3 separate regions of the Homo sapiens genome follow, and all the other regions are linked to region 2. Evidence: chromatin contacts called from ENCODE Hi-C data. All regions are on one chromosome and are shown on one strand. Each heading gives the region's core, a stretch centred on a gene start or an enhancer-like site at or near the end of the contact. The rest is flanking DNA. Distances are from core to core; before and after follow the strand shown. Region 1 has its middle 30 kb from the start of LINC01502. Region 2 holds the start of OLFM1 (olfactomedin 1). Region 3 overlaps LOC105376311 (a long non-coding RNA gene).

Region 1 (3,005 bases), core at 352-2,851, 520 kb after region 2:
TTTCTTTCTTTATTTTAATTTTTTTTTTTTTTTGAGACCGAGTTTCACTCTCGTCACCCAGGTTGGAGGCAGGATCTCAGCTCAGTGCAACCTCTGCCTCCCAGGTTCAAGCAACTCTCCTGTCTCAGCCTCCCGAGTAGTTGGGACTATACGTGTGTGCCACCACGCCCAGCTAGTTTTCATACTTTTAGTAGAGATGGGGTTTCACCATGTTGGCCAGGCTGGTCTCGAACTCCTGAGCTCAGGTGATCCACTTGCCTCGGCCTTCAGAGGTTTTCTAACCCTGGTGCTGATCCCTATAGAAGAGCAGGGAATGCAGTGACAAATTAGAAGCAAGTCCAACATTGCAGGCAGCTGGAGCTCCCGGGGCTGGAGCGTGGACAGAATGGATGCCGAGCCCACAGGCAGCCCCCGAGGAGTTTGTCACCTTGAATCCCGAAGGATTTAACTCATACAAAATTCGCCTCACCGGAGGATGTGCGACCCCGGCCGTTGACGTCCCCACGATGGCCACTTGGTGGCGCCCGAGTCCTCTGAGTGCGTGGAAGGGCCCTGGGAAAAATCGGGCCAAATTTTACAGAAATATTGGTGGAAAATGTGACCCAAGAAGTCCAGCCATCCTGCTTTCATCTGCGTTTATGACAGCCCTGGAGGACAGCAACTGTCGGGCAAGACTCGGAAGCCCCACCGAGTGGACCAGGTGGACTTCTACCAGGGAGTCTTTCTGTGGCCCTAACCCTCGTTCTGAGACACCTGCTGTGCCTGAGCCACCCACCCTCACTCTGCAGCCTAAGAGTCGCAGATTCTTCCTAAACCGGATTCTTCCGAGGTAGGCTTTGCTGTCACCGTTGAGCCGGATGTTCGCTGGGTCCATTGACCCGCCCACCAAGGCACAGAGACCATCACCGTGTGAGCTGTGCACGGCGAGCCCGGCTCAGAGGCCGAGAAGCTGAGACTCACACGGTTGCCTCCCGCCCGCTGCACCTGTCCACCACAGCACGCTCAGACCCCGCAAGGGCCTGGGGTGCCTCCGTGGGGATACCTCTGAGATCCCAAAGCGCACCCCTGGCCGTGCATGGGGGACACACTCCTCATGAGGTGGGGGCGTTTGGTAGGGGTTCCCGGGGGTGCCCTGTGCCTGTGGGTCAAGCTAATTTGGAAACGCTGCCACAGCACTGGCCTCCCCATGTCCGTGATGGTGCATTGAAGAAAGCAGCTTCACCCTTGGACACAGGTGGGCGTCATGACCATGACAACCAGCAGGCCAAGGGGGCGTTCGGGGCAAGAGGGATGGCGGACATAGGGCACCTCAGCCTCAGCCCCCAGCAGGCCCAGAGCATACAGCGGCCAGGTGGGTCTCAGCCTCCAGAGTGTTGCTGACTTGCTAATGAGGAAGGAGGAAAGGAGGGAAGCAGGGAGGGAGGGAGAGGGGAGGGAGAGAACTGCCAAGCACACCTGCAAGGCAGGAGGTCTTGAAGGAGAATCCTGTCGGTCCCAGGTCCCGCCTCCCTTCTGGTTCCTTCCGGGGTGACCTGCACACTGGGGTCCCGGCTCCCTTCCCGTGCCTTTCGGGGGTGGCCGGCACGTCCCAGTGCTTTGCTCGCTGTCTCAGCAGAATTCTTTTCAGTTTGTTTATTTTTTCCCACTTGTTTTCAAAAAGGAGTTCTGGCCTGGGTTTTCAGGCCTGTTTGCTATGGAAGAGCAGGTTCCTGGAGCACCGCCAAGGCCCGCTGCCTGGATGGAGGCAGCTTCCACGCGGCATGTTTGGGTGGAAACGTCCAAAGGGAGAATCTGCAGAATCTGGGGCACCTGACACCCGACGCTTCTCGGGCTTTCTGCCCATGTGGCCAGGCTTGGGCCCTGACTGTCTCCCAGGTGACCTCCATCTCTGACCCACCAGCCTGGCCTTGGTGAGTGATAGTGGGGTCCCCAGGGGGCCATGGGTGTCCCCAACACTGCCTGGGCCATGCTGGCTCCTATCCTTCACACCTGGGATGCAGGCCAGTGGCTCCTGATCAGCTCTCGTGTCTCAGGGTCGCCGGTGGCCGTGTTGGCTGGGACATCAGTGTGGCAGGGGAGGGTGATTGGCAACTGTTGGGCCTGCCGCTCCTTGATGAGTGGACCTGGCTCCCTCTGCTCAGAGCCTGTTTCCCCTCTGCCCTCCCCCTGTCCCCGTGGGATTCCCTGGGTGGAAGAGGCAGGACCTGATGGCATAGGCTGGGCATGGGGGCTCACACCTGACATCCTGGCTATTTGGGAAGCTGAAGCGGGAGGATCGCTTCAGCCAAGGGGTCAAAGACTAGCCTGGGCAAAACAGGGAGACCCCATCACTATGTAATTTTTTTTCTGGGGGGATGGAGTCTCGCTCTGTCGCCCAGGCTGAAGTGCAGTGGCACGATCTCGGCTCACTGCAGCCTCTGCCTCCCAGGTTCAAGCTATTCTTCTGCCTCAGCCTCCTGAGTAGCTGGGATTACAGGTGTAGCTGGGATTACAGTCGCCCACCACACCTGGCTAATTTTTGTATTTTTAGTAGAGACGGGGTTTCACCATGTTGGCCAGGCTGGTCTCGAACTCCTGACGTCAAGTGATCGGCCTGCCTCAACCTCCCAAAGTGCTGGGATTACAGGTGTGAGCCACCGCGCCCAGCCTGCTAGTTGTTTTCAGTGAACATGTGTTCTCTCCAGGCCACAAGGGGGTCACCGTTCTGAGGCTGGAGGTGGCAGCCTCACAGGGTCCCCGTGGAACGGCTCCCAGCTGGCCAGGAAGGTGTGCAGATGGGGTGGGGCAGGAATAGCCCACAGCAGAGCAGTGGGGCTTCAGGGACTGGCTGCGGCTGCCACCCCACAGGCAGGCACGGGTCCGGTCTTCTCCTCCTCCACTGGGACCCTGGCCTGCAGAAGGCCCCTTACCACGCCGACAGGGGCCTGTGAAATGCAAACCCAGCTGTATCCAGCAACTACTCCCACCACGCAGGTGAGCCTGGCTTCTGCCCATGGGCCAGGAGC
Region 2 (3,197 bases), core at 366-2,865:
TGGTCCTTGTCCTTCCGCAGCGGGAAGCGGCGTGAGTGATCTGGACAGACACGGCTTGTGGCCTTGAATCGGTGTTAAACATGCATGGCCAGAGGAGGGGGGCGAAGCCAGCCCAACCGGACTTGTGTCTCCGCCTGGGCCCAGTCTGTGAGCCGGGCCTGCAGTCCCAGCTTACACTGGGAGATGGCGCCCTTCCCCAACAGTTGGAATTTCCTGGCATCCGACCCAGCCCGGCTGCCTGAGATTACAGCATTAATCAGAAAAGCAGATCTGAGGGGCTCATTTAACTAGCGGGTCTCACACCCAGCACTCAGGCCAGGATCATCTTGGCTGCAGCTGAAGTCTCTTCAGCCGAGGACTGCGCACACAGAGAGAAAAGCCCCAGGAAGGCGTTGTTCCTCTCAGGCGGGCGCCAGGGAGGCGCGCTCCTTCCGGCCCGGCGTCCGTCTTTCAAATCCCATCCAGGAAGGGAGATTAATTTTCGCCCAGGCAGAGAAGAGTGTAGTGAGTGATCTGGAGGATTCTTTCCTTCCCAAATGGCTGGGAAAGCTTAATGGAAGGCCCCGGAGGAAGTGGCTTTCATCTCCGATTAGAAGCCTTCTGTAAATGCAAAAGCCCTATTAACGTGTTTGACCCAGTCAGGCCTGCGCTTCAGGTGGGACTGACACGCGTGAGTCCTGCTGCGGTCGCCGCAGAGGGCCGGGAAGAGGGGCAGCGTGCGCCACTTGCCCTGCCTCTGTGCCTGGGCGCCATGACTCGAGCGCCACCCCTGAGTCAGTAAGGACACCCCCCAACCCACACCCCTCCACCACAGACCCCAGTCCCCGCCCCACACACCCACCTCCCCAACACCAGGTTCATGGGCGTGGTCCCTTCAGCTCCTGAGGTCCAGGCCTGAGCCCCAGACCTTATGCAGCTCCTGCCGGGTGTGCGCCCTCCCAGGGCCCTCACTGCGCACCGCGGGCCACGGCAGACCACCCCAGCCCCCGCCTTGCTGTGCAGGTGTCAGGAGTGCCGGTTGGCTCCCTTCCTCCCAAGCAAGGCCTTAGGGCACCGCGGCTGCCCTGGGATCGCAGGGGCGCCTTTAGCTCTCCACCGATGCCCCGACGCCCCCCTGGCGCTGGAGGCCCTCGCGAGTCTGGCTGCTTTTCGGAGCCTGCCCTGCCTGCTGGGTTTCAGGCGACGGCCCAGGCTGGCTGGGACCCTCGAATCACCGCGGAAAAGGGCTCCAGTAGGCAGGACGGCGCCGTCTCTCTGCCGGCAACCTTTGCCCCAAAGCGGACCCTCTGCGGGGATCGGAGAGGGATGCCCCGGCGTGAGGATGGGAGAAGCCCCGGGACGGGAGGGCCGCGGGCCGTGCCCCCAGCTGGAGTCCCCGCGCCGCCGCCGGGTATTTTATGATCTGGGGGTGGTGGTGTGTCCGTCTCCTCATGTCACCCTGATCCCAACTCCTGGGCGGACTGGAGTTTGCAGACCTCGCTGCCAGCAGCCAGGGGGCGGCGGGGAGCCGAGCGAGAGGAAAAATCCACCCATTTCCTGGGCGGATTGCGTCGGTCCCGCCCGGCCGAGCCCCGCCTCCCGGCCGCGGCCCCCGCGCGCAGCCCGCGCAGCGCTCAGAGCCGGACGGCGCTTCCCGGTGGCGGCGGAGGAGCCCGGAGGGACGCAGCCGGGCAAGGCAGGGCGCAGGGCGGGCGGCGCGAGGCGCAGGGCGCGGCGGGCAGAGGCCACCTGGCCACCTTCCCTGGCGCCCGGGGAAGGCGCGGCGATGGCCGGGGCGCGCGGGGCGGCGGCGGCGGCGGGCGGGCGGCGGCGGGCCGAGGGGGCGCGGGGACACAGCCAGGCGCCCCTGCCCGCCGCGGTGCCCGCCGCCTGAAGGCCGCCTGGGCGCGGGAGCCGGTGCCAGCTCGGAGCGGGCGCTGGAGGCAGCTCGAGGCGCGATGTCGGTGCCGCTGCTCAAGATCGGGGTCGTGCTGAGCACCATGGCCATGATCACTAACTGGATGTCCCAGACGCTGCCCTCGCTGGTGGGCCTCAACACCACCAAGCTCTCGGCGGCCGGCGGCGGGACGCTGGACCGCAGCACCGGCGTAAGTGCGCCCGCCGGCCGCCTTGGCGCGGCTCCTCCTCCTCCTCCTCCTCCCCCTCCTCGGTCCGGAGCCCCGGGCTGGGCGGGCGCCGCGCGGGACCCGAGTCGCCCAGGGAGGCGGCGGGGAGCAGGGCGGGCAAGGGCAGGCGTCGCGGGCCGGCGCAGCGGTGGCGACCCTGCTCCCCGCTCCCCCAGCCTGGGCCACTCCATCTCCGCCCGCGCGCCCCTGGGGCGGCGTTTCCTTCGTCTGGGCCCCTCGCCGCGGGGCCGGGGGAGCTTGGTGGGTTCTCGGAGGCTTGGAGTCCTGGGTCAGTAATCATGAGCCCCCCATTGAAAAGGTTAGGAAACTAAGGCTGGGGACTTGGGGACTTGTCCAAGGTCACACTCAGCGAGTGAGGGGTGGAGCCGCCGCTAGACCCTAGTCTGGGCTCGGTCCAGCGGGGACTGAGCCCGCCCTAGTTTGTAAAAGCCAGACTGGCCGGACCGGGCTGGGAGTGGGGCCCCAGCCGGTGGGCTCCGGAGCTCCTGCCCGCGCCTGCATTCCCAAAGTCCCAAGGCGCCCTTTCCTCCCCAGTCCATAGGAGGGTTTGTTCCTTCTCCTCCGAGGACGGTGCCGAGGGGCTTGGGTGGGGCCCCTGGGAGCCTGCCCTTGGGCGCTCACCCCCTCGCCTTTGCCTTCGTCTTCTGCGCGCACCCCTCCCTCCTGGCCTCTGAAATTGAAATCGCGTCTCCCTCTCGAGCCTAGCGGGAGGGGAACCGTGGCCGGGGCTGCTTCTGGGCAGAGCTGACTTAGATGGCTGAGCGAGGCTGAGCTGAAACCGCCACCCGGAGGGCCGCGCGGGGAAGGGGCCGCTGCCGGGAAGGCGCGCCCCAGACCACTGGCCCTTTAGGCTGAAAGGAGAGGTGAAGGACGTGAGTCTCCCTCCCTCTCTCTTTTTGCTGCCAGGGGTTTAGTGCCCTGCGAAGAGGGCTCCGTGGTGTGGCTCCCTCCTAAGACCCCTCTTGAGGCCGCCCTCCCTGCTCCTTCAGGAATCGGAGGGCGATTCCTCCATGATGACTTTGTTCCGGCCTGCCGGTCCCGATCTTCTGGGGTTGGGAATGAATGAGATTA
Region 3 (3,208 bases), core at 323-2,822, 630 kb before region 2:
GAGGCATGTCTTTGCGATGGACCCCCAGTAGGAACCCTGAGCCCCGAGGCGTGGCTGGGCCCCCCTGGCTGGTGCACACCATTCTGGGAGAATTGAGCATCGTCTGCCCGACTCTACTGAGAGAAGACCCCTGGGTGCTGGAGTCTGGTCTCCCCTAAACCCTGCCCTCTAGAGATGCCCAGTTTGCTGGTTCGAGGCTATGTCCTTTCACGGCGCTAAACCCTGACCTCGGGTATCGCTGCCTGGCTGAGTTCTGTGAGCCAGTCCAGCACGTCCCTGAGCCTGAGGGTGGTTTGGGGACCCTGAACTGCAGTGTCAGCATTTCCATGGATGGGTTCTGAAGGCAGGTGATGAGGAGGTGTCAGCCTGGGTTGACTACGAACTTTCAAGTCCTATTTCTGAAACAGCCCTTGGAAGGTTCGGGGGCCATTTTACCCCCTCTAGACATTTTGCTGAGCCTTTGCCTGGCCTTGACACCTGTCTCCACCTGTCCACGTTCCCAGCTCTGCCCACCAGGGACTGTGCCTACACCCAGGGATGGCCTAGGTCAGAGAGGGACAGGCTGTGGACTGAGGTCAGGCGTGAGCCAGCCCTGCCTGCCCCCTACAGTTGGGAATCCTCTGGGCGAGGGAGGCAGACAGGACAGAGGGATGCCGCAGGGGAAACCTACAGGTGTCCCCTTTCCCTGGAAATGGCGGACCTCCTTCTCCAGAGACCCTCACGTGCGTCTCTCTCAGGGACGCCTTGGGCCCCCACGGCGTTTGTGCCCAGCTGCCAGGCCTCTGATAAAGCCGCTTCCTCGCCTCGGCCCCCCTTCCCTGCCTGTGCCTCAGGAAACCCTGGGCCTCCTTCAAGGCCCTTCCCCTGTAAGCCCCTCCGTGTCGGGCTCTGCTGTGTCTTCCGAGACCACACCTGTCCTAGGTGCCTGGGTCCAGGTGAGGCGCTCCCTGCTGCCAGCAGTGGACAGAGACTGGTTTTAATTAAAGCTCCCAGCAACCACCCCTATCGCCGTGGAAACAGAGGTTCCGGTGGAGACGTGGCTCCCAGGCCACACGTGTAAGTAGCGCAGCTGGGAGTGGCGCCCGGAGCAGCCCGAACCCAAAGGCTGATCTTGACCGAGGTGCCCTGCTCCTTCCCGGCCGCGGTCTCCACTCGGCCCACTGCTGGGCCAGGGCCGCAGCGGCCGGAAGGGGCTGTCCCTCATGCACCGTGGCCCTCCGGCCTTGTCTCTCAGCGCCCAGACCCCAGGCACAAGGAGGCAGGGGGCTGGGACCTGCCTGGAGCCTGCTGCCCCAGCTGCTGACGTGGTCGCCCCCGCCCACCCTGTAGACGTGGCCGCCCCCACCCTGCCACGTCGCCACTTCCACCCTGCAGGCAGGAAGCTGCACGCTCTCGCTCTCTTTGTGTAACTTTTGGAGGGTTGTAGTTGCAGGAAACATCTGGATGTGGCCCAAGGAACATAATAAAAAAAAAAGGGAGAGCCGCGGGGAGAAGGCAGGGCTGGGGGAGGTTTGCAAAAGCCATCTGATTTCACTTTGCAAAGACAACTGCAATTATGCCTCTGAGGGTTTGCAGTCACTTCACATTCTAGCCATGCGGTGACGTCAGTGGGAAACTATGAAGCTCGCGGACTGCGTGGTGACACACACCCCACGAAACATGGCTCGGGCCAGCTGCCGGCCATGCTCCAGCCCGACAGCCCACCAACAGGGGTCTCTCCCAGAAGGAGGGAAGCTGTAGCTGGGAGAGGGGGTCCCTAACTTTGGACATGCTGGGTTGTCCCCAATCGCCCTCCGAGCTCCAGCTGTGCCTTCCCCTGCTCAGCCTGCATCTACCCCATCTGACCCCACAGGCTCCTGGACAGAAATGGCCCGGCCTTGCCTAGAGCTAAGCTTCCACTCCAAGGCAGAGCTATGGGGGTCCGGGCTGGCAGGGGGGCCATGGCCAGGCCCTCAGGGCTCCCTGCTTTCCAATGGCCCCAGGATCAGCGGTTTCCACAGTGTCCTGTAGCATGCGGCTGGGTGTCTCCATCGTCCCAGCATCCTGTGGGGTGGGCCGAGGGTCTGTGTCCCTCTATGTCCCGTGGGGTGGACCCCGGGTCTGTGTCCCCCTGTGTCCTGTAGGGTATGGCTGGGGTCTGAGTACCTCTGTGTCCTGTTGGGTGGAGCTGGGGTCTGTGTCCCTCTATGTCCTGTGGGGTGGGGCCGTGGTCTGTGTCCCCCTGTGTCCTGTCAGCTGGGGCTGGGGTCTGTGTCCCTCTGTGTCCTGTGTGGTGGGGCCGGGGTCTGTGTCCCCCTGTGTCCTGTCTGGTGGAGCTGGGGTCTGTGTCCCTCTGTGTCCTGTGTGGTGGGGCCAGTGTCTGTGTCCCCCTGTGTCCTGTCGGGTGGAGCCGGGGTCTGTGTCCATCTGTGTCCTGTGTGGTGGGGCCGGGGTCTGTGTCCATCTGTGTCCTGTGGGGTGGGCCGGGGTCTGTGTCCCTCTGGGTCCTGTGGGGTGGGGCCGGGGTCTGTGTCCCCCTGTGTCCTGTGTGGTGGGGCTGGGGTCTGTGTCCCCCTGTGTCCTGTCGGGTGGAGCTGGGGTCTGTGTCCCTCTGTGTCCTGTGGGGTGGGGCCAGTGTCTGTGTCCCCCTGTGTCCTGTGGGGTGGGGCCGGGGTCTGTGTCCCTCTGTGTCCTGTGGGGTGGGGCCGGGGTCTGTGTCTCTCACAGTGTCCCCAGCTTCTGGTCACTATCTCTGTCCCTCCTGCCCTGGGGTCATCCTGAGCTGGGTCCTGCCTGCCCTGAAATCTCAGGAGCTGGGGTGGTTCTCTCTGCTGCTTCTCTGCCCAAGAGTCCAAGGGCTTCCCAGGGACAGTGCTGCACCCTGATGGAGCCCAGGCCTCTGGGCGAAGGACACAGCCTCTCCCAGACCTGCCCCAGACCCCTGAGGCTTTTTAGTGCAAGGGGACCCCCAGGGCAGGAAGGGTTTGCCTGCCACGTGGCAAGTACTTCTGCCTTGAGGCCGTCACAGACAGGGTCTCTGGACTGTGGTGTAGTGTCCTGTCATCTCCAGGTGTAGTCTCAGAAACGCCTTGAAATGAAGCCTGAAGGGGAAGCCCAGTTCCATGGTGTGGACGAGCGTGTCTGCCGGAGGCCTCGGAGTCGCATCCACCGGTGTTTATTGACAGCTGACTGGTGCTGTGCCCTGAGACCCAGGCCCTGCCCTCTGGCA

Evidence for each region. Hi-C counts contacts between places; a loop is a spot of excess contacts on that map. Pooled maps may share reads with other maps.
Region 1: a map of HCT116 shows a loop between it and region 2 (15-fold over the local background). The contact joins the enhancer-like site here to the promoter of OLFM1 in region 2. A Hi-C loop is called at or near these places in 2 of 168 maps with a recorded cell type or tissue (HCT116 and endothelial cell of umbilical vein) and 7 of 50 pooled maps.
Region 3: a pooled map shows a loop between it and region 2 (3-fold over the local background). The contact joins the enhancer-like site here to the promoter of OLFM1 in region 2. A Hi-C loop is called at or near these places in 4 of 168 maps with a recorded cell type or tissue (A673, dorsolateral prefrontal cortex, endothelial cell of umbilical vein and 1 more) and 13 of 50 pooled maps.

Annotation. Positions count from the first base shown.
Region 1 is chr9:135,603,555-135,606,559 of GRCh38, forward strand. No RefSeq gene overlaps it. Among named protein-coding and RNA genes, the nearest start is that of LINC01502, 30 kb to the left of the region's middle. Within about 2 kb of position 1,602, at least 2 of the 41 ENCODE cell types and tissues checked have a DNase peak (open chromatin) inside an H3K27ac peak, as active enhancers do.
Region 2 is chr9:135,086,053-135,089,249 of GRCh38, forward strand. OLFM1 (olfactomedin 1) reads left to right here and starts at 1,616. Exons shown (of 6, transcript NM_001282611.2): 1 at 1,616-2,087. The coding sequence starts at 1,938. RefSeq lists enhancers at 1-776, 777-1,637, 2,272-3,076, 3,077-3,197.
Region 3 is chr9:134,455,024-134,458,231 of GRCh38, forward strand. The region is part of intron 1 of LOC105376311 (a long non-coding RNA gene); the gene reads left to right. Among named protein-coding and RNA genes, the nearest start is that of MIR4669, 77 kb to the left of the region's middle. RefSeq lists enhancers at 1-161, 505-1,442, 1,443-2,379. Within about 2 kb of position 1,573, at least 35 of the 41 ENCODE cell types and tissues checked have a DNase peak (open chromatin) inside an H3K27ac peak, as active enhancers do; they include A673, dorsolateral prefrontal cortex and endothelial cell of umbilical vein, where a contact is called at or near this core.